Regions from separate parts of the Homo sapiens genome. Here region 1 is linked to region 2. Evidence: read pairs that join two places in POLR2A ChIA-PET (ENCODE). Cell type or tissue: B cell. All regions are shown on one strand. Links, peaks and the distances in the headings refer to the core of each region. The heading gives the core; the rest is flanking DNA. Region 1 overlaps MECP2 (methyl-CpG binding protein 2). Region 2 holds the start of MIR3202-1 (microRNA 3202-1).

Region 1 (15,804 bases), core at 4,516-9,515, 71 kb before region 2:
GCAAGATGGGATTCAGATCTGTTCTCAAGCCTGTCGTTCCAGGACCCAGGAGGGAGAAGCAGCTGCCAGGGGAAGTCTCTTCGTAGGCGGAGGTCAGGAGTCCAAGAGGAGTGAGCAGAGTCACAGAAGCCTCTTAAAGCCTCTTCTTCCCCCATCCCATCAACACGTGAGCAAGCCCAGAGTCAGTGGGTGGGAGGTGTGCTCCGCCCATAGTCAGTAGAACAAGAGCAAGCTTGAAAGAGAACGATGAACAGGAGTGCACTCGGCCACTGTCTCCTTAGCCATAACGTAGTCCCATGGTCTGCTGGGAAGCGGGGAATAACTCTCCTTAGCTGAGCGCAGGGTCTCATTAGTAAGGCAGATGGAGAACATGGATGTTGGGGGACAACTGGCAGTGCCTGCCACAGGGGAATGGATATATTCCCTCCCCTTGCTCTCTGGAAACTAGGGGATGGCGATGAAGCCTAGGTTTGGCCAAACCCATTCTGCCTTCAGGGACTTTGACTCTTGAGGGACAGTGAGGGATTAGTCATGGTGGTGGCAGTTGAGTCACAAAACCAGCAGTGGTGGCTAATGTCCAGTGATGACATGCAACAGTGCCCAGGGTGGGTGTCCCAACCAGCAGGTCCCTGCAGTATAACCTTGGCTGTGTTTGCAGTGGTGCAGCCTCTATTCCTGCTGCTTTTCTGAGCCTAGTTCTCTAGTTCTCTCTCCATTTCCAGATCTGCTGCCCAAGAACTCCTTTGTGATTGAATTTAACCAGAGTTGATTTCTGTTGCTTGAAACTCAGGACCTTGATGCAGTGTGCAGGGTCTGGGCAAGGTAAAAACACACTTTCATGATTTCGCCTCAAGTATAGTAGATGAGCTTAGGCTTTTTGAGCCAGGTAGCCTTGGGATTAATTCTCAGCTCTTGCACCTAGCAGGTGACCTCAGCAATCAAGTCACTTGCCCTCCTTGAGCCTCAGTGTTGCCCTCAGTTAAACATTGCTCTCGTGTGTTGCTGAGCATTCAGTGAGATTGTATATAAAGTGATCATTGTGAAGGTATTGGGACATAATTTGGGAAAGCGTCCTGGTCTAAGCTTTTGATTGGCTCTCCATCATTTGGGTAATGGGATAGTGATTTAGGAGTATCATAGCAGCTCAAGGGGCCCTTCTGGAAAGGGTATGAGGAAGGTCAGGGACAAGTCTGAAATGAATCATCCTAGGCTTAATGCCTGTGACTGGGCAGTGGGTACAATTATCTCAGGCTAGTCAGTAGTCATTTATTGTGAGAATACATGGGCAGATTTTTTAATTTCCTTCTCAGTCTAGACTTGAATGCAAACAGTTCTTATTGCTAACTTACCACTAGTCACCACTAATGAACAAAGACTATGAACAGGAAATTCATAAAAGAAGAGATACAGATGGCCAATGAAGATAGGAAAAGAGTTCTGCCTGCTGGTAATCAAAGAGATGCAAACGAGAACAAAAATGATGCCTTTTCACCTACCAAATTTGTCAAGATTAAAAAGAAAGCAAAGAGCCAGCGTCAGCTGATGTTCATACCTGCACCTGCTCGGTAGCTTGCTAATGTTCTGCCTGCTCCACACGCCAGGCCAGCCTCCACGGCGCAGCCAGGTGAGGCCTTTCCTTGTATACAGGCACGTTTGGATTCACTGTTGCATAAGTGAGACATGTGCATGCTTCACAATTCAGGAAGTGCAAACTCCAGAGTGATGCAAGGTCTGAGTGTCCCTGCTGCCCTGGTCTCCCAGCTGCCTAGGCCTCTCTTCAGGGAACGGCTGCATCCAGGGTCTTGTCTGTGTCTTTTGAGGTGTTCTATGTACACGCAGACACATCTAAACCTATTTTTATTTTCCCTGCACCTGCTTGGGCTACTGTAAGCTGTTAAATTTTTTTTTCTAGGAATTTGTCCATTTTGTCTGACTAGCATAAAGTTGTTCATGTTATAGTTTATACATTTGCAACATCTGTAATTATGTCTGCTTTTTCATTCCTAGTGTTTGTTGTTTACTTGTACCTTCTCCCGTTTTTCCTTGTCTTGGTAAAAGCTCATTAGGTTCATTGGTCTTACAAGAAGCAGACATGTAGGCATTATTGCCCTGTATTACTCTGTGTCTCTTTTCTAGTTCATTAAATTCTGCTTTTGCTTTTATCTTTATTATTTTTTCTATGGTCTTAGAGTACATTCTCTGTGTTTTGTTGTTGTTGTTGTTGTTGTTTGTTTTTTGTTTTGAGAGAGAGAGTCTTGCTCTGTCGCCCAGGCTGGAGTGCAGTAGTGCAATCTCAGCTCACTGCAACCTCCACCTCCTGGGTTCAAGTGATTCTCGTGCCTCAACCTCCCGAGTAGCTGAGATTTACAGGCATTTGCCCCACACCCGGCAAATTTTTTGTATTTTTAGTAGAGATGGGGTTTTGGCATGTTGACCAGGCGGGTCTCGAACTGCTGACGCCAGGTGCTCCACCCGCCTTGGCCTCCCAAAGTGCTGGGATTACAGGCATGAGCCACCACGCCTGGCCCTAACTTCTTAAGTTATAAATTTGGTTCATTGATTTTTCTACCCTTTTTTCAAATGTAAACATTTAAGGCTAACCCTCTGGAACTACTTCAACTGTATCTAGCAAGTTCTGATAGTATTGTCACTTTAAGTTAGCCCAAAGATATTTTAAATTTTCTTTGTTTCTTCCTTTGACTCACATATTATTTTAAAATGTGTTTTTCAATTTCCAAGCACATGGCTTTGGGTTTGTTTTTTTTTTTTCCTAGTTGCTCTAGAAAAAAAAATTGACTGCATGAGGTGGCTCATGCCTGTAATCCCAGCACTTTGGGAGGCCGAGGCGGGCAGATCACCTGAGGTCAGGAGTTCGAGACCAGCCTGGCCAACATGCCAAAACCTCGTCTCTACTAAAAATACAAAATTAGCCGGGCATGGTGGCACACACCTGTAGTTCCAGCTACTCGGGAGGCTGAGGCAGGAGAATCACTTGAACCGGGAGGCAGTGGTCACAGTGAGCCAAGATTGTGCCAGTGTACTCCAGCCTGGGCAACAAGAGCAATACTCCGTCTCAAAAAAAAAAAAGAAAAAAAGAAAAAATCAACTTCTAACTAAATGGCACTGTGATCAAAGAACTTGGTCTGTGTGACACCAGTTCTTGCAGTTGGTTGAGAAGTGCTCCATGACACATTATCCACAACCAGTGGACAGAATATGTCACCACCAAGCATGGGTGCAGGATTCTACATATATTCATTACCTCTGTCTTATCCGTTTGTTGTGAAAGTATTTTCTCTTCTTACTGTCATTTTGTTTACTTGATTTATCAACTGATGGAATACGTGTTAAAACCTACTGTGGTGATGGACACATCAGTTTCTCCACAGAGTTTGGTCATTTTCATTTTATTATTTATTTTGAGGCCACATTTTCAGTTTTAGATACAGTTTCACATTCCTGGTGTATTGAACCCTTTGGTATTATGAAGCGACCATACTAATATGTTATTTTTTTTTAAATTATTATTTATTTTATTTATTTTTCTTTCTTTTTTTTTTTTTTGAGACAGGGTCTCCCTCTGTCACCCAGTCTGGAGTGCAGTGGTGCAATCTCAGCTCACTGCAACCTCCGCCTCCTGGGCTCAAGTGGTCCTCCCACCTCAGCCTCCTGAGTAGCTGGGATTACAGGCTTGCACCAGCGCGCCTGGCTAAGTTTTTGTATTTTTAGTAGAGACAGGGTTTTGCCATGTTGCCCAGACTGGTCTCAAACTCCTGGGCTCAAGCAGTTCACCAGCCTTGGCCTCTAAAAGTGTTGGGATTACAGGTGTGAGCCACCACGCCCGGCCATCCCAGTTTTTTATTTTCCTCCTTTCTGTGTCTTTATGCATCAGTGAGGTGGAGCTTTTGAAAATGTCAGATAGCTAGATTTTTTTTTTTTGAGACGGAGTTTTGCTCTTGTTGCCCAGGCTGGAGTGCAATGGCGTGATCTCGGCTCACTGCAACCTCCACCTCCCAGGTTCAAAACAATTCTCCTGCCGCAGCCTCCTGAGTAGCTGGGACTACAGGCACGTGCCACCACACCCGGCTAATTTTGTATTTTTAGTAGAGATGTGGTTTCACCATGTTGGCCAGGCTGGTCTCAAACTCCTCACCTCAGCTGATCACCCGCCTCAGCCTCCCAAAGTGTTGGAATTACAGACGTGAGCCACCATGCCCAGCTGATAGCTAGATTTTTTTTTTTTTTTTTTTTTTGAGACGGAGTCTTGCTCTGTCGCCCAGGCTGGAGTGCGGTGGCGCGATCTCGGCTCACTGCAAGCTCCGCCCCCCGGGTTCATGCCATTCTCCTGCTTCAGCCTCCAGAGTAGCTGGGACTACAGGTGCCCGCCACCACGCGTGGCTGATTTTTTTTTTTTTTTTTTTTTTGTATTTTTAGTAGAGACGGGGTTTCACCGTGTCAGCCAGGATGGTCTCGATCTCCTGACCTCGTGATCCGCCCGCCTCAGCCTCCCAAAGTGCTGGGATTACAGGCGTGAGCCACCGCACCCGGCCTCGAGATTTTTTAAAAAATCCATTGTCTGTTTCGTCCTTTAACATCTATTTGATTTCTGATGTATTTAGATTCATTTATAGCATATTTGTGCATTCTATTTTTCCATATTTTCTGTTCTTTTAAATTTTCCTTCTCCTTTCTTGCCTTCTCTTAGACTTTTAAAAAAATTGTAGTAAAATACACATCACCTAAAATTTACCATTTTTAAATGTACAGTTCAGTGGCATTAAATACAAATTGGAGGCCAGGCATGGTGGCTCATGCCTGGAATCCCAGCACTTTGAGAGGCTGAGGTGGGAGGATTGCTTGAACCTGGAGGTCGAGGTTGCAGTGAGGTGTGATCACACTACTGCTATAGCCCAGGCAACAGAGTGAGAACCTATCTAAAAAAACAAACAAACAAACAAACAAACAGATTGGCATCACACAGTGTGTGTGCTGCTGTGCTGTGCTGTTATCATTTAACATTAAAACATAAACATCAGCACTGTTATGGACTGAATGTTTGTGTCCCCCAAAATTCCAGTGTTGAAGCTCAAACCTCCAATGTGATGTTATTTGGAGATGGGGTATTTGAGAGGTGGTTAGGTTTAGATGAAATCAGGAGGGAGGGTGGGTTTCGCATGATGAGATTAGTGTCCTTATAACAAGAGACAGCAGAGAGCTTGCTTTCTCCACCATGTGAGTATGCAATGAGAAGGCAGCCATCTCCAAGTCAGAAAGAGAGCCCTCACCAGGGGCTGAATGTGCTGACACCTTGATCTTGGACTTCTAGCCTCCAGAACTGTGAGAAATTTCAGTTGAATAGGCCCCCCAGTCTGTACTATTTTGTTATAGCTTGAGCAGACTAATACACCCATGTTATGAAAAGCTATAAACATCCCTTTAAAGGCCACCTAACGCGTCGTATTACCTCATGCATCTTCTCTGCTGAGCTTTCCAAAAGAGTGGCTTAGGCTGGGCCTGGTGGCTCATGCCTGTAATCCCAGCACTTTGGGAGGCCAAGGCAGGTGGATCACCTGAGGTCAGGAGTTCAAGACCAGCCTGACCAACATGGAGAAATCCCGTCCCTACTAAAAATACAAAATTAGCTGGGCGTGGTGGCGCATGCCTGTAATCCCAGCTACTTGGGAGGCTGAGCCAGGAGAATCACTTGAACCTGGGAGATGGAGGGTGCAGTGAGCCGAGATCGTGCCATTGCATTCCAGCCCGGCCAACAAGAGCGAAACTCCATCTCAAAAAAAAAGAGTGGCTGGCCGGGCGCAGTGGCTCACGCCTGTAATCCCCGCACTGTGGGAGGCCGAGGTGGGTGGATCACGAGGTCAGGAGTTCAAAACCAGCCTGGCCGAGATGGTGAAACCCCGTCTCTACTAAAAATAGAAAAACTAGCCAGGCGCAGTGGCAGGCGCCTGTAATCCCAGCTACTTGGGTGGCTGAGGCAGGAGAATCGCTTGAACCTGGGGGGCGGAGGTTGCAGTGAGCCAAGATGGTGCCACTGCACTCCAGCCTGGGTGACACAGTGAGACCCCGTCTCAAAAAAAAAAAAAAAAAAAAAAAAAGTGGCGTATGTTCCCGGTCTCCACCTCTCATTCGCCAGCCCCTGTGACCAAACCCCTGGGATTAGATCTCCATCGGGTCCCTCCCCTCACCCTAACCTCACATGCAGTGGTTCCTGAGAAGCTGCTGTTTATCTGATCACGGGATCCAGCAGGATCTGAGGGCTCATTCACTGAATCTGTACTACCCAACAAGGCAGGCTTGTCCTTACCCACACTTTTCAGGTGAAAACTTAATCAGATTCAAGCGTTTATCTTAGTGGCCTCTTCGTGGTGTGTGATTTCCTTCTTGCAGCTCTTTACTGGCTAAAACTCTTCACTGGGAGTTAAACCAGGTGTGGTCCTTGACCCTCATCATTTTGTCCCATCTCCTATGCTGGGCTCTGTATCCTTGTCTCCAAGCAGTCTCGTGTGACAGGGAAGTTACCTATTATTGTATGGTCCCCTCTTCTTGTCACCTCTGGTGTGGCACTTGTTCCATTTCTTGTTCAATGAATGTGATTTGTGAATGTGCCACATCTGTGGGAGGAAGGCAGTTCGCAGCAAGAGTTGTAGTTCCCTTGCTTTGCCCTGAGGGCCAGGACTTTACACTAGATTTTTTTGTTGCATTCCTGCACTCATAAAGTACACGTAAACTTAGAGGTGGTGTGTTAAATGCTAGAACTTAAAACTGAGTTCAGCTAGGCTCAAGTGCCCCACAATTTTTGTCCCACCAGACAATTTCATGAATATCTACAGATTGTTCCCTCAATATGCCTCAATATTGAGGCATATTGATTTGGGGAGCACAGACAAGTCAAGGTTGATGTGCATCCGCTGAACATGATCTTAAGTTGTTGAAGTAGGTATTATTAATGAACGAACGTCTATTTTAGCTCCAAGAGCCCCTGGTCTTCCAGAAGAGACTCCCAATGATCTTCCAGAAGCAGCTGGGCTTCTTTTGGTCCTCCCCCACCCAGGTGCAGTCCCGTTCTCCCTGCCTGGGTGAGTTTGATTCCTCTGCCGTGGAATAGGCTAGGCTGCTACCTCTTGAGCCTCTTCCACCAGGCCATCCATTAGGTGGCGACAGAGAGCACTAAAAGGAACTACTATGGAAATAAAACTTGTTTTGCTTCTTGGGGGGAAAAAAAAAGAAAAAGGCTTGTGGGGCGTGTGTGCATTTTAGTCAGATTTTACTGTGCAAAACATTTGAGAGATTTCTGCCCTCTTTCTCCCTTCCATTCTTCTCAACCCACTGGGCGCCCTACCACCCCTGTCTCCTTCAAGATAAGGTAGATCAGAAGACCAAATAGACAAATGCCATGTCCACTGTTTTCTGTCACAGTTGATAGCCATACCAGTCACCCAAGCTGGAAACCCAACAGGCCCCTGCCCTTCACTGCCCACATCCAAGGGAGCCACCAAGTCCCACAAATTGTTCCTTTAACTGTTTGTCCCTCTTTTGTCTTCTGTCATCCCTTCTACCGCTGTCCTGGTTCAATCCCTCATCTTGCTCTGGGACTCCCATGATAACTTATGATCTTTCCTCCACCTCTCTATCTTCCACACAATCCCTATCATCAATCTCATTCCCCTGCTTTAAACCCAAGAGTGGCACCCTGTGTTTGAGTGACATCAGGGCCCCTCATGTGGCTCCTGCTTCTCTTTGTGGCCCCTTCTGTTGCTGCTGCTTTTCTTATGGACATAGCCCTCAGCAGTCCAGGACTGCTTGTAGTTCCTCCCAGGTACCATGTTTCTTGCACTCCTGGCCTTTGTCATTGGCTCCCCTGCCCAAGTCCCCTTCTCTTCTCCTTTCCTTCCCCTGTGGCCTTGCCTTGTCGTGCTTATCCTTGAAGACCCTGTCAGGTATCTCTTCCCCAAAGAGCCCTGCCTAACCACCGCCCCCCTCCCCCCCGCGACACACACACCTGGGTTAGGCCCTGCCTCTCCACGCCTGTGCCTCCTGCCAAGTCCTCAGAGGTCTCTGATCCCATGTGCCTCCAGGCATGGCATAGGGGGACTGTGACACAGCCTCTCGGCCCACAGACCCCTGATTGTGGGCTTGCTCACTGCCCCAGTCAGTCCTCTTATTGAGGATTCCGTGCCAGTTCCTGACTCCAGCACACACACGCATGTAGGCCGCCCTCCTAGTGCCTGGCTCCTTCCCTGTCTCTTCTGCCACTCATTCCCATGGTCGTATCCTGGAGTTGGTCATCTCTGGAACTCCACCCACGGAGTTCTAACTTAGCTCTGCCTATGATGAGGACTTACTGTCTTCCCAGCTTGCAGTGTCAACCACTGTTTGATGCCCCTGGGACTCCATTGGTCTTCCCTCCTCTTGTGAACTGTGCCCATCACCAGACGAACTTGTTTTAGAATTTACCATCGTAACTGAGCTCCCTTCAGCGCATACCTCCTTGGCTCCTGCTCAGTCTCTGTTTCTCCTTTTAGCCAAACTCTCTAAGAGTTCTCTCCACTCATGGGCCCTCTTCCTTGCCTGCTGCTCCTTGCTCAGCTTGCTCCATGAACACTTGCTTTTCCACATTCCATGAAATAATCTTAACAGTCATCAGTGGCTGTCACTCCTTCTCAGCCCTTTCCTTGTGTCTCTTCTGGTACCTCATACTCTCCAGGTGGCCATCTCACCTCACATCTTGAACCCTCTGGGTTTGGGAGAATTCTCACCTCACGAGTTGATGGGAGGCCTGGCGACCTCTGATTGTAGTCACTGCAAATGCCAGATGCTTATTTGCCTAGCTTCCCTTTCGGTCAGGGCAGCAGTTGGCAAACGGTATCTCAAGGGCCAAGTCCGGCCCACTGCCTGTTTTCGTAAATGAAGCTTTACCAGGACCCAGTTCCACCCCGTCCTTTGTGCATTGTCCAAGACTGCTCTCCTGTACAACAGCAGGTGGGCTGGTTGTGACAGATACTGTCTGGCCCACAAGGTGGAAAATACTATCTGGCCCCTTACAGAAAGAAATTACCTGAGTTCTACACGAGGGTGTAGGTATGTACCCTGGCCTCTGCCAGTCAGACTCACATGCTAGGAGGAGCAGGGCCAGGCAGGAGAGCCGTGTCTCCTGGCATTGGGGCTGCAGGAAAGACGAGCTCCTAGGCCACAGTGCCAGTGGCCAGTGCTGCTGCCTTGCAGGGTCGCACAGGCAGTGCTGGCTGTTTGGACTGGCTTGGCAGAAGGATTTGAAGTATTGTTCCTAGCCAACTGGACTCAAACCTGTTCCTCCAACCCTCTAGGGATTCTCTTATCACCCAGTAGCCTTTTCCCCCTAGTTTTAAAAATTGCAGTAAAATACACAAAAGATAAAATGTACTGCCTTAACCATTTTTAAGTGTACAATTCTGTGGTATTGAGCACATTTATATTGTGCAACCATCACCACATGCATCTTCAATAGCTTTTCATCAGTCCTTGTCTGCATAAATCAGCTAGAGTTGGTTTCTATTGATTGCCACCAATAATCTTGACAGATATGTCTGATCTTCCTTCTCTGCACTGACTCCTCTTTCTCTGTCTCCTCTGCTGATTCTTTCTCCTCATCACAACTCCAAATAGCAGGGGGAGGGTTGTTTACACTTATATTCAGCACGCCCTCACGCACTCGCCTGGCTCTTCAGACCTCTCCCCTGAACTCCAGATTCATACATCCAGCTGCCCTTTAGGCCTCTAGAAAGCTAAATACCTCAGTATCAAAAACATGAGAAACGGAAGCCAGAGTCCTGGATCTCTCGCCCTTTCGCTGTCCCGGTGCCCATGCCCTTCAGGGATGGCACCTAGACCAGCTCCCTGCATCCCTGCCTAGACTCTGCAGTAGTCTCACGTGGCAGACCCGGAGGTCACTCTCCTCTCTGGATGCCCTGCGGACACTCCGGTTAGCCTCAGCTGCAAGAGCCTCCTCACCCAAGGTCACGCCATTTCCAGGACAGCACCCTGGTGACTGAGCGAGGTAAGGGTACAAGGCCCTTATAGGGCCTTCTCTTTGACTTCTTCCCACCTCCCTTTATGGATGTCAGTTCCTGATGAACATCTTACACCTCAAACCGTGACCCAACATCTGCTTCTGCAGAGCCCCCCTGTGGCATCTTGTGCCCTCCTGCCCCACTCCCTCTACTCTATATCTTCCCATAGTTAGAATGGGCTTTTTTTTTTTTTTTTTGAGATAAGGTCTCCCTTTGTCACCCAGGCTGGAATGCAATGGCACAGTCACGACTCACTGCAGCCTCAACCTCCTGGGCTCAAGCAGTCCTCCCACCTCAGCCTCCCAAGTAGCTGAGACTACAGGTATGCACCACCACACCTGGCTAATTTTTATATTTTTTGTAGAGACTGGGGTCTCCCTATGTTGCCCGGGCTGGTCTCGAACTCCCAGGCTCAAGCAATCCTCCCGCCTTGGCCTCCCAAAATGCAGGATTACAGGCGTGTACCAGTGTGCCCAGCCTCAGATGGGCTCTTTGAAAAATGTTTATTAGATCAGGTTACTCCCTTGAGAAAAACCCTCTCAGAATAAAACCCGAAGTCCATTACTTGAAAGCAGAGCCAGCTTCATGGGCCTTTGTAACTGCCCATGGGCTTGCTGGAACCCAGGCTTGGTTTAATACTCTACTCTCACCATCTCAAAATTCTTAATTTTTGAACAAGAGGCCCTGCATTTTCATTTTGCACCAGGCTCCACAAATTGTGTAACTGGGCCTGCCTCAGCAGCCACATGGAACATGATCCCTCCTTGCCTATTTGAGCTCATTCTCTACCATTCTCTCCCTTGCTCACCTGGCTCCCACTGCTCTTGCTCTTCCTGGAACTTGCCATAATGTTGCTAGAGTCAGAGCCTTGGCTCTTGCTGCTCCTCATTGGCTGGACCCCTCTTTACTTGACCTGCTCCCTCACCACTCACTTCCTTCAGATCTGTGTTCAGATTTCGTCTTCTCAGAGAGGCTTTTGGCCCCTGTCCATCTCTCTGAATTTACCTCTGACCTCTCCCCCACCACCACTGCGCTAAGCTGCCTCAGAACTTTGTAGACATTCTGTCTGGTCTTCTGATGTTTCCCCCTTGGAAGAATCCCAAGGTGCCTGAAGAATGCTTTCTTTATCCTTGAAGTTGAGTAGGTTGACTAGAGTCTGGCTTGCTATTGAGCATTCTTTATCAAATTGTCCTGGGAACATGGTGTATTCTTTCAGTCTGCAGATGTAGTCGTTGCTGTTTCAGGTCAGCTCTCTTATGGATCTTTGACAGCATCTTCTGTTCCATTTGTTGAGTTCTGTACTTCAGGGACACAAATTCCTCATGTTGGATTGTCTTTGTCTCTCTTCCAATGCTATTAGCTTTGCCGTAATTGGTTTAGCTTTTGTCTTTTTCATCTGCATTCACTTTGTCTAATTTGATTTTCAGCTATGTATATTCTGTTTCTGGCTGTTTTTCAATGTATTTATTAGTTTCATAATGATGTGTTTTGGTCTGCAGTTTGTTTCTCTAGGTTGGAAATTTGTCTTTTCATCTTATTCTGTTTTATCATCCCATCTTTGAACTCTTTTATTGGGAACATGTTCTTATGAAGTTGTGGGGAATTTTTTTCCCTTCCTTGTGTATTCTCTTCTTGGTGGGAGACTTTGCCTTTCTCGTGCCATCTCCCTCCCTGGGCCTCTTTTTTTTCTTCTGGCCATAATATGTTTGCCTAGTTACCATGTCACTTCTTTTCGTCTTGGCTCAGGCTTGGATGGCTCTGCATAGTCGTTCTGTTTGCTTTGAGACAGTGGAGGAATTCTTGGCTCTCTCTTCCCAGTTTCTTGGCATCTTCTCTTGCTGTTTTCCCCTCTGAGCTATCGCGTGCAGGCTTGTTATCTTGTATCCGGAGAGAATTTGCACGCTGGAGGGAGCTGCAGCCATGTAGTCTTCAGCCCTATCTGGATTCTTCTCTTTGTTCTAAGAACTGTGTTGGATGTCTTACTAAGGCTCACTCTAGCTGCACGAGGGATGTGTGTGCCATTTCCATGGGGATAGGGGGCACCTCAGTCTCTGGGTGGTTCCATAATCTGTGTATACCTAAGAGCAGTTGCTTCCCACAGAGCTGGGCTGGCTCACTGGGCACTTTGCCATTTCTCCTGCACCTCCCAGCTGGAGTTTCTGGGTCTAAAAGGAAAAAGTGAAGGACTCCCACTTGGTTGCTTCTCTCCAGCTTACTGACTGCAAATTCCCAGGGCGTTGCCCGCTCCCTAGGGTGGTTTCTGGGGGACGGGGCAGGAGCCTGGCTTTGCTGCTGCTTTGTCCTCTGGAGTCTTTTCTCAGACTGCTTTGAATTACACCCCTTTCCTTTGTGTGCTGAAATCTTCCCTTCACACTCTCCTTCCCTGCCTTTCTTTTGTGTCTTATCTTACTAGGACTGGAAGAGGGCAGTTGTGCAGGAGGTCTGCATCTAATTCCCTAATCCATGTGAGAGTGCTCCTGTTGTGTGCTTTGTGACATGATGGTGAGAAATACTCCCTAGAGCAGTGGCTACCAGAAGGAAGCCATCCCCCCCCCTGCACACACACACACACACACACACACACACACACACACACACACACACTCCTTCTGGCTGTCCTCAGATGCCTATTCTAGGTAAATGTCAGATTCCAAAGAAAATCCAGTTGAGATCTTTTTTCTTTTTTTGAGACGAGAGTCTTGCTGTGTTGCCCAGGCTGGAGTGCAGTGGCACAATCTCGGCTCACTGTAACCTCCGCCTCCTGGGTTCAAGCGATTCTCCTGCCTCAGCCTCCCAAGTAGCTGGGACTACAGGCGCGCACCACCACACCAGGCTAAAATTTTTTTGTATTTTTAGTAGAGACAGGGTTTCACTGTGTTGGCCAGGCTGGTCTCGAACTCCTGACCTCGTGTTCTGCCCGCCTCAGCCTCCCAGAGTGCTGGGATTACAGGCTTGAGCCATCGCGCCCGGCCTCCAGTTGGGATCTTGACTGGAATGACTGGTGTTCAATCATTATAGTTTCCACCTAATTTGTATTTGTACACAGGACAGTTACTAATTTGTTGGTACTTGTTTGATCCCCAGTCCCTAGAGTTGTTTATGGGGTGGAGCTTCAGTCCCTGCTGCTTCCCCTGTGGCAGCAGCTGGAGTCAGGGTGGGGACCCAGGGTGCTGCTGGCAGATTCTTGAGACAGGTAGAATCTCCTCTATATTGGTGTCTCTCTCTGTCCCAGCAGTGCCCAGGAAAACCTGGCCAGCCTGTCACTGACCTCTCCACCTAGGGCACTGGTGGTTCAGGTCCTTCTATTTGCCACCGGCAAACCGTACTTCTGCCAGTCTGGCTCTTAGGCCCAGTTTCTCTGATCTTGCAGATTTTCTTGGGCTCTGCTACGGAATCCTCATACCTCCGGCAGGTCCCTCCTTTGCCCATGTGTTTAACTGTGGTGGAATCGTGTGAGAGCTGCTTCTCTCGCATGGATCCCAGCCACACCACATTCTACAGCGGTTCCTCTGAAGGCATTGATAGAGATATTTCCTCCTGTTTTGCATTTCGTTGGTCATTTCAGTAGAATCAGGGTGAAATAAACATGGGGGCTCAGATGTCAGCATTACGAACCAAGTACGTCAGGCAGGCTGATGTGGACTGACCTACACTAGTGAGACGCAAGATGACGAAAACAAGGGCACTCACTCCAAGTTACTGATGAGATGTTTGGATCAAATGAGCCAGTCCTTAAGCAGAGTTCTCTAGTAAAAGAGATCTCCTTTCTGCCCTTTCTTGTTCCCCAAAATGTGTTGCCTTCATGGTGAAAATTTATTTTGGCAGATTTTCTCTTCTTTGATAAAAGCAGCCAACACTTTGTTAAAAGTCTGTGAAACTTATTTACATGAAGTATGTAAAGGTAAGAAAAAAACATTATCAACAAGAAATGGAGAAAGCCAGCAGCTGAGGACAGAAAAGTCATGCACAGTGTCAGTGTCTATGGAAACAGGCCACTTGGACCTTGAGGACTAGGTATTTGGAATTGGAGGTGAGCTTGGCCTGGTGAGTCTCTAACCACTTGTGTGTAGGATCAGTGTGAGAACCCTGCTAGAATATAGTGGCAGAGATGCAAGGGGAAATCATTGGAGAAGTTACCAGGGAATGATGAGCTAATCTGAAAAAAATACATGTTTCTAAGTTGGGCGTGGTAGCTCATCTGTAGTCCCAGCTACTTGAGAGCCTGAGGCAGGAGGATCGCTTGAGCCCAGCCTGGGCAGCACAGCGAGACCCTATCTCCCTAAAAAAAACTTTTTCGTTGTTTAGTTTTGGGATTTTTTTTTTTCCTGGTCTTTTTTCCCCCTTTTTGTGAATAACGGGATCTCACTATGTTGCCCAGGCAGATCTCGAACTCCTGGGCCCAAGCAATCCTCCTGCCTCTGCCTTCCTAAGATTACAGGTATGAGCCACTGTGTTAAGCAAAAAAACTTTTTTAAATGAAAATCATTTTTTAAAAGACAGGCTTTCCAGGGGAGGGTATTATTCCACTTATATGAAGTGTCAACAGTAGGCAGATTTGTGGAGACAAATAGATTAGTGGTTACCAGGGGCTGAGAGGAGTGGGAGTGGGGAGCAACTGCTTAATGGGTAAAGGGTTGTCTTTGGAACTAGAGAGTAGTGATGGTCGCATGACATTGTGAATGTACTAAATGCTATTAATGATAAATTTTATGTTATGTGTATTTTACCACAATTAAAAAAAAAAGATCAAATGTCCTCAGAATAGCCAACAACCTTCCACTTGGCTAAATGCCTACTCATTAAACTTCTTGAACTAAATTCCTTTCTGATTGTCATGGTTATTGTGTCCTGGGCTTCAGAGTTTCACATTCAGGTTGGCTTGGTCCAGTCTGTCATGTATCACTATAGGTCCCCACATTGGCCTCTTCCTCAGACGGACAGCCCATCTATCTGCCGGGGCTCTGTGCCACAGCCAGATAGACTTGCTCTGAGACAGCTGTGTGGGCTCTGAGCACTGGCCAGGCATCACAAAACCTATCTTTATGATTTAGAATAATTGGTGGTCAGCTGCTGTTTTAATGTTGTTGTTTTTTTTAATTTAGATATAATTCACATACCATGAAATTTACTCATTTAAAGTGTACAATTCATTCTTCAGTATAATTCATAGGCTCACAGAAAAAATTGTTTAAAAATAAAATGTGCAATTCAGTGTCTTTTAGTACATTCACAGAGTTGTGCAACCATCGCCTCTGTGTCATTCCAGAACACTTTCAGCACCCAAAAGAAACCCCAGACACAGGAGCAGTCACCTCTTATTACCCGCAGCCCCTGGCAACAACTCATCCACTTCCTGTCTCTATGGATTTGCCTATTCTGGACATTTCCTATAAATGGAATTATGCACTATTTGGCCTTTTGTGTCTGGCCTCTTTCACTGAGCGTAATGTCCTCAAGGTTCATCTGCATTGTAGCATGTGTCAGAATTTCTTTCCTTTTTGAGGCTGAATGATATTATATCCTATAGATAATGAGGTTTTGATTATCCACCCATCCCTTGGGAATGCATATTTGGGTTGCCCCCACCATTTGGCTGTTGTAAACTGTGCTGCCATGAACACTGGTGTACGGATATCTGTTTGGTTACTGGTTTTGGTTTTTTGTTTGTTTGTTTTGGTTTTTTGAGACAAGGTCTTGCTCTGTCGCCCAGGCTGGATTACAGTGGCACGATCTCTGCTCACTG
Region 2 (8,627 bases), core at 48-5,047:
AAGGGCAGTCTTGTGTGATCAGTGCATATCATCACACACAGGATGTCTGACACTGGCACCACGCTGCCATCTCAGAGTCCATTTCAATGCTGGGGGTCATCGGTTTTCAGCAGGTTCTTCCCTGGGTTCAACGCGTCTTCCCGCCAGAGGGATGGAATCTTGGGTGAGTGTTGAAATGCGTCAGAAACAAAAACGCAAAGTGGAACTGGAGCACGTCACAGACCTTGGACCAGAAGTGGCCTGTGAGGCACTGGAAGAGACGCCACCGTGCGAGCTGATGGTCACACAGCTTGAGGACCACAAAGCCCAGGCAAGAGAGCACCCCCAAAGCTAAGTAGGTAGCCGAGGTGGTGCTGCCATAGTGCCTGTGGGTGCGCAGCGCCTGCCCCACAGCGGCCACCACGTGAGCACCCAGTGCGACCTCGAAGCCCTGGGGATGCAGCAGAGCGAGGCCATAACTGGCCAGGGAGACGCACTCAAGAGAGAGGAACAGCCAGGGCCGCCAGCCGCGGTCTAGGTAGAGGCACCAGGCCACGGGCCATGCAAAGATGGGCAGTGTGAGCCACTGGTCCAGCACCGCGGCACGGCGCCACTGCGTCCACAGGCGCAGCCACTGCACGGGGCCATAGAGCAGGGCCATGGCTGCGAACACGTCCTTCAGGTAGCGGGGACCCAGCCCCATCGCGCCGCCCCTGTGCAGCCACGACAGCCCCAGCAGCGTGTAGGCCATGTTCACGAGTGAGTTGAACGGCATGGCCAGGAAGGCAGGGAGGCCGGCCACGGGCGCCTCGGCGTAGTGCTCATAGCCCACTTGCACGGAAACACTGTCGAAAATGCCCGTGAACACAGCCACGGCACAGAGGCCACCGGCCACGGCCACGTGCACGAAGGCCTGCCCCCACTCTGGATTCATCTGGAACCGGCGGCGTGACCTGGGGCAGGGAGCTTCAGAGAGCAGCCTTCAATACGCAGCCTCTGCAGAACACTCTGGGCCTCCCGGCTGAGCCAGCAGAAAGAAGCCCCGTGATTTCGTGATTTCCGAGGCAGATGCTGCGACCTTGCCCCGAAGGAAGGCAGGAGTCCTGCTGATTGGCTGGCGCCAGCGGAGGAACGTTCTGCCTTTTTCCTTTGTGGTTACAAAAGGAGTGTGGTTAGAAAACAAACCGTCCCCAGCACCGCCTCCATGTTCCTGACCCCCGGCCTCAGGAGCTACCAACCATCTTCACTGGAGAAGCAAATCAGAGTGAAACCGCTGCACACTGACTCTCTCAAGCCTCTAGAATCCTCTATCACCCCTTTCTCCTGGCACCTAGGAAAATCCTGCCCATCGTCCTAGTTTCCTTAAAGCCACTGCATCTACAGACAAGACCTGTCTAGCTCTGTCATTACAACTCAGAATGCGCCTTCCCATGTCAGTGTGTTATAAAAGTGGACGTCTCCAGCCCCAAAGCCCTTTTCACCAAATACCCAGCTGAACTAGAGACCATTAGATGGAGTCCGAGCTCTGGCCTCTGACACAAGGTGGGGGATGGAGGAGGAGGAGGATTCACCGTCTGCCACTCAAGCACCAGGCCGGGAGGCAAGGGGGTGACCCGCAGGCTTCCCAGGCCAGCTTCCCTGGCTCACTCGCCTGCCCTCTCCTGAAGTGCCAAGCCCCAAATCACCTTCTTTCCTCAGGCCACCATAAAGCCTTCTGTCTCCTTCAGTCACAGAACCAGAGAGACAATTTAATTACCACTGACTGTCAACTGCTTTGGGGCCACTGGTGCTGTAAGTGAGCCCTAGTAGCTGAGAAATACATTAATATGGAAGGGAGAAGAGCTTTAATGCTCTGAAAATGACTCCAATCATTAAAGCTCTTCTCCCTTCCATATTAATAAATTTCGCACTCAAGAGGGTGGGCGGGTAGGCGGGCTCAGGGAGAGAGAAGGGTGGGCTCCAGTTCCTGGTCAGCTGATGCCAGACTGTTCAAACCTTGGCTCTCCCACTTACTAACCATGTGATCTTGCACCTTAACTGTCTTGGGCCTCGGTTTGTGCACCTTTTTTTTTTTTTTTGAGACGGAGTCTCACTCTGTTGCCCAGGCTAGAGTGCAGTGGCACAATCTTGGCTCACTGCAACCTCCGCCTCCCAGGTTCAGGTGATTCTCCTGCCTCAGCCTCCCTAGTAGCGGTGATTAGAGGCGTGTACCACCATGCCCGGCTAACTTTTCTATTTTTAGTAGAGTTGGGGTTTCACCACGTTGGCCAGGCTGGTCTTGAACTCCTGACCTCAAGTGATCCACCCGCCTCAGCCTCCCAAAGTGCTGGGATTCACAGGTATGAGCCACTGTGCCCAGCCCGGTTAGCTCACCTTTGACCTAATCGCTTAGAAGTTCCAGGCCTGGGAGGGATCTTAGAAACCATCTGTGCCAGCCCCGGCATTTCACAGATAAAGAAACTGAAACTCTAGCAGTTTGACTTGGCTGAAAGTTACAGTGAGGAGGAGCAGAAACCCAGGCATGCCGCCTCCTGGCCCCAGGTGCTCTCTGCTCACCTCCCTGGAAGAAGCGCCAGGAGGGCTTCCACGTGGCTTCTTCCTTGCTTTCTGCTGCCATGGCCTGGGTATTTTTATTTAGACACGGGGGTCTTGCTCTGTTGCCCAGGCTGGGGTGCAGTGGCACAATCACAGCTCACTGCAGCCTCCACCTCCTGGGCCCAAGCTATCCTCCTGCCTCAGCCTCCCAAGTAGTTGGGACCAGGGATATACCACCACCTTGCCCTGCTAATTTTTTTTTTTTTTTTTGAGACGGAGTCTTGCTCTGTTGCCCAGGCTGGAGTGCAGTGGTGCGATCTTGGCTCACTGCAAGCTCCATCTCCCGGGTTCACGCCATTCTCCTACCTCAGCCTCCCTACCACAGCGCCCGGCCTGCCCTGCTAATTTTTGTTAAAAAAATTTTGGGCCAGGCATGGTGGCTCATGCCTGTAATCCCAGCACTTTGGGAGGCCAAGGCGGGTGGATCACGAGGTCAGGAGATCGAGAGCATCCTGGCTAACACGGTGAAACCCCGTCTCTACTAAAACAATACAAAAAATAGCCAGGCGTGGTGGTGGGCGCCTGTTGTCCCAGCTACTCGGGAGGCTGAGGCAGGAGAATGGCGTGAACCCTGGAGGCGGAGCTTGCAGTGAGCTGAGATCGCGCCACTGCACTCCAACCTGGGCGACAGAGCGCGACTCCATCTAAAAAAAAAAAAAAAAAAAAATTGTAGAGACAGGGTCTCACCATGTTGCCCAGCCTGGTCTCGAACTCTTGGCCTCAAGTGATCCTCCTGCCTTGGCCTCCCAAAGTCCTGAGATTACAGGAGTGAGCCACTGCACCCAGCTAAACCCCTCTTAAGTTGAAAGTCCAGTTCCTATATTTTCGACTTATGATGGGTTTATCTGGACATTACCCTGTTATACATCAAAAAGCATATGTAGCTGGGCATGGTGGCTCACATCTGTAATCCCAGCAATTTGGAAGGCCAAGGTGAGAGGACTGCTTGAGTCCAGGAGTTTGAGACCAGCCTGGGCAACAAAGTGAGACCCTGTCTCTACACAAAATACATAAAATTAAATTTAAAAAATAAAATAAAAATTAGCCAGGCATGGTGGTGCACCTATAGTCCCAGCTCCTCAGGAGGCTGAGGCAGGAAGATCACTTGAGCCCAGGAGATGGAGGCTGCAGTGAGCTATGGGCCACAGAGCAAGACCCTATCTCTAAAAAAAAAAAAGCTAGGCGCAGTGGCTCACACCTATAATCCTAGCACTTTGGGAGGCCGAGGCAGGTGGATCATCTGAGGTCAGGAGTTTGAGACCAGCCTAGCCAATGTGGTGAAACCCCGTCTCTACCAAAAATACAAAAAAATTAGGCCGGGCACGGTGGCTCACGCCTATAATCCCAACACTTTGGGAGGCAGAGGCGGGTGGATCACTTGAGGTCAGGAGTTCCAGACCAGTCTGGCCAACATGGTGAAACCCTGTCTCTACAAAAATACAAAAAAATTAACCAGGCGTGGTGGCGCACGCCTGTAATCCCAGCTACTTGGGAGGCTGAGACGGGAGAATTGCTTGAACCCAGGAGGCAGAGGTTGCAGTGAGCCAAGATCGTGCCATTGCACTCCAGCCTGGGCGGCAGAGTGAGACTTCATCTCAGAAAAACAAAACAAAACAAAACAAAACAAAACAAAACAAAACAAAACAAAAAATTAGCCAGGTGTGGTGGCACATGCCTATAATCCCAGCTACTCGGGAGGCTGAGGCAGGAGAATCGCTTGAGCCCGGGAGGCGGAGGTTGCAGTGAGCCGAGATCACGCCACTGCACTCCAGCCTGGGCAACAAGAGCGAAACTCCCTCTCCCCCCCAAAAAAAAAAAAAAAAAAAAAAAAAGTGGCCAGGCGTGGTGGCTCACGTCTGTAATCCCAGCACTCTGGGTGGCTGAGGTGGGTGGATCAGTTGAGGTCAAGAGTTCAAGACCACCCTGGCCAATATGGTGAAACCCCATCTCTACTAAAATACAAAAATTAGCCAGGCGTGATGGCTCATGCCTGTAGTTCCAGCTACTTGGGAGGCTGAGGCAGGAGAATCGCTCAAACCTGGGAGGCGGAGGTTGCAGTGAGCCAAGATCGTGCCACTGCACTCCAGCCTGGGCGACAGAATGAGACTCCGTCTCAAAAAAAAAAAAAGTATCTGTATATGCAGACCACTTAGCACTATTTTATTATTACTTCATTTTATTTTGTTTTTTTGAGACAGACTCTTGCTCTGTCGCCCAGGCTGGAGTGCAGTGGCGTGGTCTCGGCTCAGTACAACCTCTCCCTCCGGGGTTTGAGTGATTCTCCTGCCTCAGCCTCCTGAGTAGCTGGGATTACAACTAAAATTAGCCCGGCTAATTTTTGTATTTTTAGTAGAGACGGGGTTTCACCATCTTGGTCAGGCTGGTCTTCAACTCCTGACCTCGTGATCTACCTGCTTCGGCCTCCCAAAGTGCTGGGATTACAGGCATGAGCCACCGTGCCTGGCCTATTTTATTTTTTTATTGAGACGGAATCTTGCACTGTCTGCACTGTTGTCCAGGCTGGAGTGGTGTGATCTTGCCTCACTGCAACCTCTGCCTCCCGTTTTCAAGAGATTCTCCTGCCTCAGCCTCCTGAGTAGCTGGGATTACAGGCGCCCGCCACCATGCACAGCTAATTTTTTGTATTTTTTTTAGTAGAGACAGGGTTTCACCATGTTGGCCAGGCTGGTCTCCAACTCCTGACCTCAAGTGATCCGCCCGCCTCGGCCTCCCAAAGTGCTGGGATGACAGGCGTGAGCCACCACACCTGGCCTATTTTATTTATTTTTTGGGACAGAGTCTCGCTCTGTGGGGCAGGCTGGGGTACAGTGGCAGGATCTCGGCTCACTGCAACCTCCGCCTCCCGGGTTCAAGCGATTCTCCTGCCTCAGCCTCCCGAGTAGCTGGAAGTACAGGCGGGCCATCACGCCCGGCTAATTTTTGTATTTTAGTAGAGATGGGATTTTGCCATATCGGCTGGGGTGGTATTGAACTCCTGACCTCAACTGATCTGTCCCCCTCAGCCTCCCAAAGTGCCGGGATTACAGGCGTGAACCACTGTGCCCAGCCTATTTTATTATTTTTAATAGCATATAGAGTGACATTTTGATACATGTATATAATGTATAATGATCAAACAAGGTAATTAGCATATCCATCACCTGGAACATTTATCATTTCTTTGTGTTGGGAACATTCCAAATCCTTTCTTATAGTCTTTTGAAAATACACAAGAAATTGTAGTTAACAGTGCTCACCCTACAGTGCAGAACAGCAGGATCCATTCATGCTATGAAGCTGGCATTTTGTATTTGTTATCCGACTCCTCCGAATCTTTCCCTACTCTCTAATCTTTCCAGCTTCTAATACCCACTATGCTTCTATTTCCATGAGCTTGATTTTTTAAATATTTTACATAAGAATTAACACATACAATATTTATCTTTCTGTTCCTGGCTTATTTCACTTAACATAACGTCCTCTAGGCTCATCCATGTTGCCACAAATAACAAGATTTATCTTATTAGTTTGTTTATTTCTTTGAGACAGGGTCTCGTTCTGTCTCCCAGGCTGAGTGCAGTGGTGTGATTGCAGCTCACTGCAGCCTCCACCTCCCAGGCTCAAGTGGTCCTCTCACTTCAGCCTCCCAGGTAAATGGGACCACAGGCATGTTACCATGCCTGGCAAATTTTTAAATTTTTTTTGAAAGACAGGGTCTTGCTATGTTGCCCAGACTGGTCTCAAACTCCTAGGCTCAAGCGACCCTCTCACCTTGGCCTCCCAAAGTGCTGGGATTACAGGCGTGAGTTACTGCACCCAGCCAATAGTTTTTTATTTTTTTTATTTTTTATAGTTGGTTTTGGTTTTTTTTGAGACAGGGTCTCGCTCTGTCACCCAGGCTGGAGTGCAGTGGCACAATCTCGGCTCACCACAGCCTGCGTCTCCCAGGTTCAAGCAATTCTCCTGCCTCAGCCTCCCAAGTAGCTGGGATTATAGGCGCCTGCCACCACACCTGGCTAATTCTTGTATTTTTGGTAGAGATGGGGTTTCGCCATGTTGGCCAGGCTGGTCTCGAACTCCTGATCTCAGGTGATCTGGCCGTCTTGGCCTCCCAAAGTACTGGGATTACAGGCTTGAAACACCGCGCCCGCCAACAGTTTATTTTTAAATGGCTCAATAATATTCCATCATGTATCTATACCACATTTTCTTTACATATCAATCCACTGGTGGACACTTAGATTGCTTCCATATCTTAGCTATTATAAGTAGTACAAAGGCACGAAGAACCTACATTGGGGAAAGGATGGTCTCTTCAATAAATGGCACTGGGAAAATTGGATAAGTATGTGAAGAAGAATGAAAACTAGGCCCCTATCTCTCACCACACACAGTAATCAACTCAACATGGATTAAAGACTTAAAAGTAAGACCTGAAACTATAAAGCTACTAGAAGAGGCCAGCGCGGTGGCTCACACCTGTAATCCCAGCACACTGGGAGGTTGAGGCGGGCAGATCACTTAAGGTCAGGAGTTCTAGACCAGCCTGGCCAACACAGTGCAACCCCGTCTCTACTAAAAATACAAAAAGTAGCCGGGCGTGGTGGCGCACATCTGTAATCCCAGTTACTCAGGGGGCTGGGGCAGGAGAAATGCTTGAACCCAAGAGGAGGAGGTTGCAGTGAGCCAAGATCACACCACTGCACTCCAGCCTGGGGCGACAGAGCAAGACTCTGTCTTTAAAAAAAAAAAAAAAAAAAAAAAAAAAAAAAGGCTGGGTGTGGTGGCTCACACCTGTAATCCCAGCACACTGGGAGGCTGAGGCGGGCAGATCACCTGAGGTCAGGAGTTCCAGCCCAGCCTGTCCAACATGGTGAAACCCCATCTCTACTAAAAGTATAAAAATTAGCCAGGGTGGTGGCATGCGCCTGTAATCCCAGCTACTTGTGAGGGTGTGGCAGGAGAATCGCTTGATCCCAGGAGGCTAAGGTTGCAGTGAGCCAAGATTGTGCCACTGCACTCCAGCCTGGGTTTCAGAGTGAGACTGTGTCTCAAAAAATAAATAAATAAATAAATACAAATAATAAAATAAATAAAATAAAACTACTAGAAGAAAATGGGGAAATGCTCCAGGAAAGATTTTATGGCTAAGACCCCAAAATCACAGGCAACAAAAACAAAAACAGACAAATGGGAGTATATTAAAGTAAAAAGCTTTTGCACAGCACAGAAGCAATCAACAATGAAGAGACAATATAGGAGAAAATATTTGCAAATGATTCATGTGACAAGCACTGTTTATTTTTGAGGTGCAATGTCCATCTGCCCTACTGCAATTTAGGCCCCAAATGGGTGGGACAGGGTCTGATTCCTTGCTCTTCCTCAGATGCCCAGTGAAGCCCTGCTCAATTTCAATTCAATTATATTAAAGAACAAAGCCAGCACCTCTGCTCCCTTTTACCAGTCCTGTTTGCTATTTCACTTCTCAAGCAGGTCCTGGGGCCCACCGCATCCTCCTGGGCCTCATTCTCAGCCTTCTTGCCTTGGAGTTCCGTTGCTGAGGAGGGCCACCAGGCTTGGCATGTGGGTGCCCCATTGCCCTCTGAAGCATGGTGTTGCCACACAGGAACCACAGTCCTCACTATCACTCCATACGTCCTTGCTTCACACAAGCCTGCCATCTCAGCATGGGGCACCCGAACTCCTCCTGCCCCGTCCTCCCAGTCAAAAAAGCCTCTGGGTCCAGGGGTGTGCACACCGCAGCCCCAGCATCTTTGAGCAGCCCTGGATGGGATCATGTCTGCCCTGGCTTTCCACCCTTCCATGACCAGCTTCCCATTCCATGTCCTGGATCATGTCCCAAAGTCTTGGCCAGACTTAAAGTGCCATCCCCATCCAGCCCTGTGAGCTCCTCAGGCCCAGCTCTGTCCTGGAAGCCCTTTGCCCACTTCGCCTGGCCATTGCCCTTGACTCAGCTGTCATTTCCTCTCAGGCACTTCCCCGTTCAGCTCCTGACTCCAGCTGAGACACCAGCTGAGGCCCCGCATGGCGTC

What was found. ChIA-PET counts read pairs that join two places held together with the same protein. Peaks named below come from ENCODE experiments on the same cell type or tissue, not always from the same donor. Only the 100,000 strongest peaks of a DNase experiment are listed, where the experiment ranks them.
Region 1: POLR2A ChIA-PET joins it to region 2 with 6 read pairs; 9 of 35 experiments call an interaction of 5 or more read pairs at or near these places.

Annotation. Positions count from the first base shown.
Region 1 is chrX:154,042,761-154,058,564 of GRCh38, reverse strand. The region is part of intron 1 of MECP2 (methyl-CpG binding protein 2); the gene reads left to right. Among named protein-coding and RNA genes, the nearest start is that of MIR718, 31 kb to the right of the region's middle. In B cell, for the core only: a CTCF peak has its summit at 7,145 (motif pointing right); a DNase peak (open chromatin) is centred at 7,164; H3K27ac peaks cover 286 bases.
Region 2 is chrX:153,974,349-153,982,975 of GRCh38, reverse strand. It overlaps TMEM187 (transmembrane protein 187), which reads right to left. Exons shown (of 2, transcript NM_003492.3): 2 at 1-1,126. The coding sequence starts at 913. The coding sequence ends at 128. It overlaps MIR3202-1 (microRNA 3202-1), which reads right to left and starts at 1,879; the gene lies at 1,799-1,879. MIR3202-2 (microRNA 3202-2) reads left to right here and starts at 1,800; the gene lies at 1,800-1,878. RefSeq lists an enhancer at 2,393-2,502. In B cell, for the core only: no CTCF peak of the experiment used is centred there; DNase peaks (open chromatin) are centred at 1,095 and 2,342; H3K4me3 peaks cover 737 bases; H3K27ac peaks cover 2,360 bases.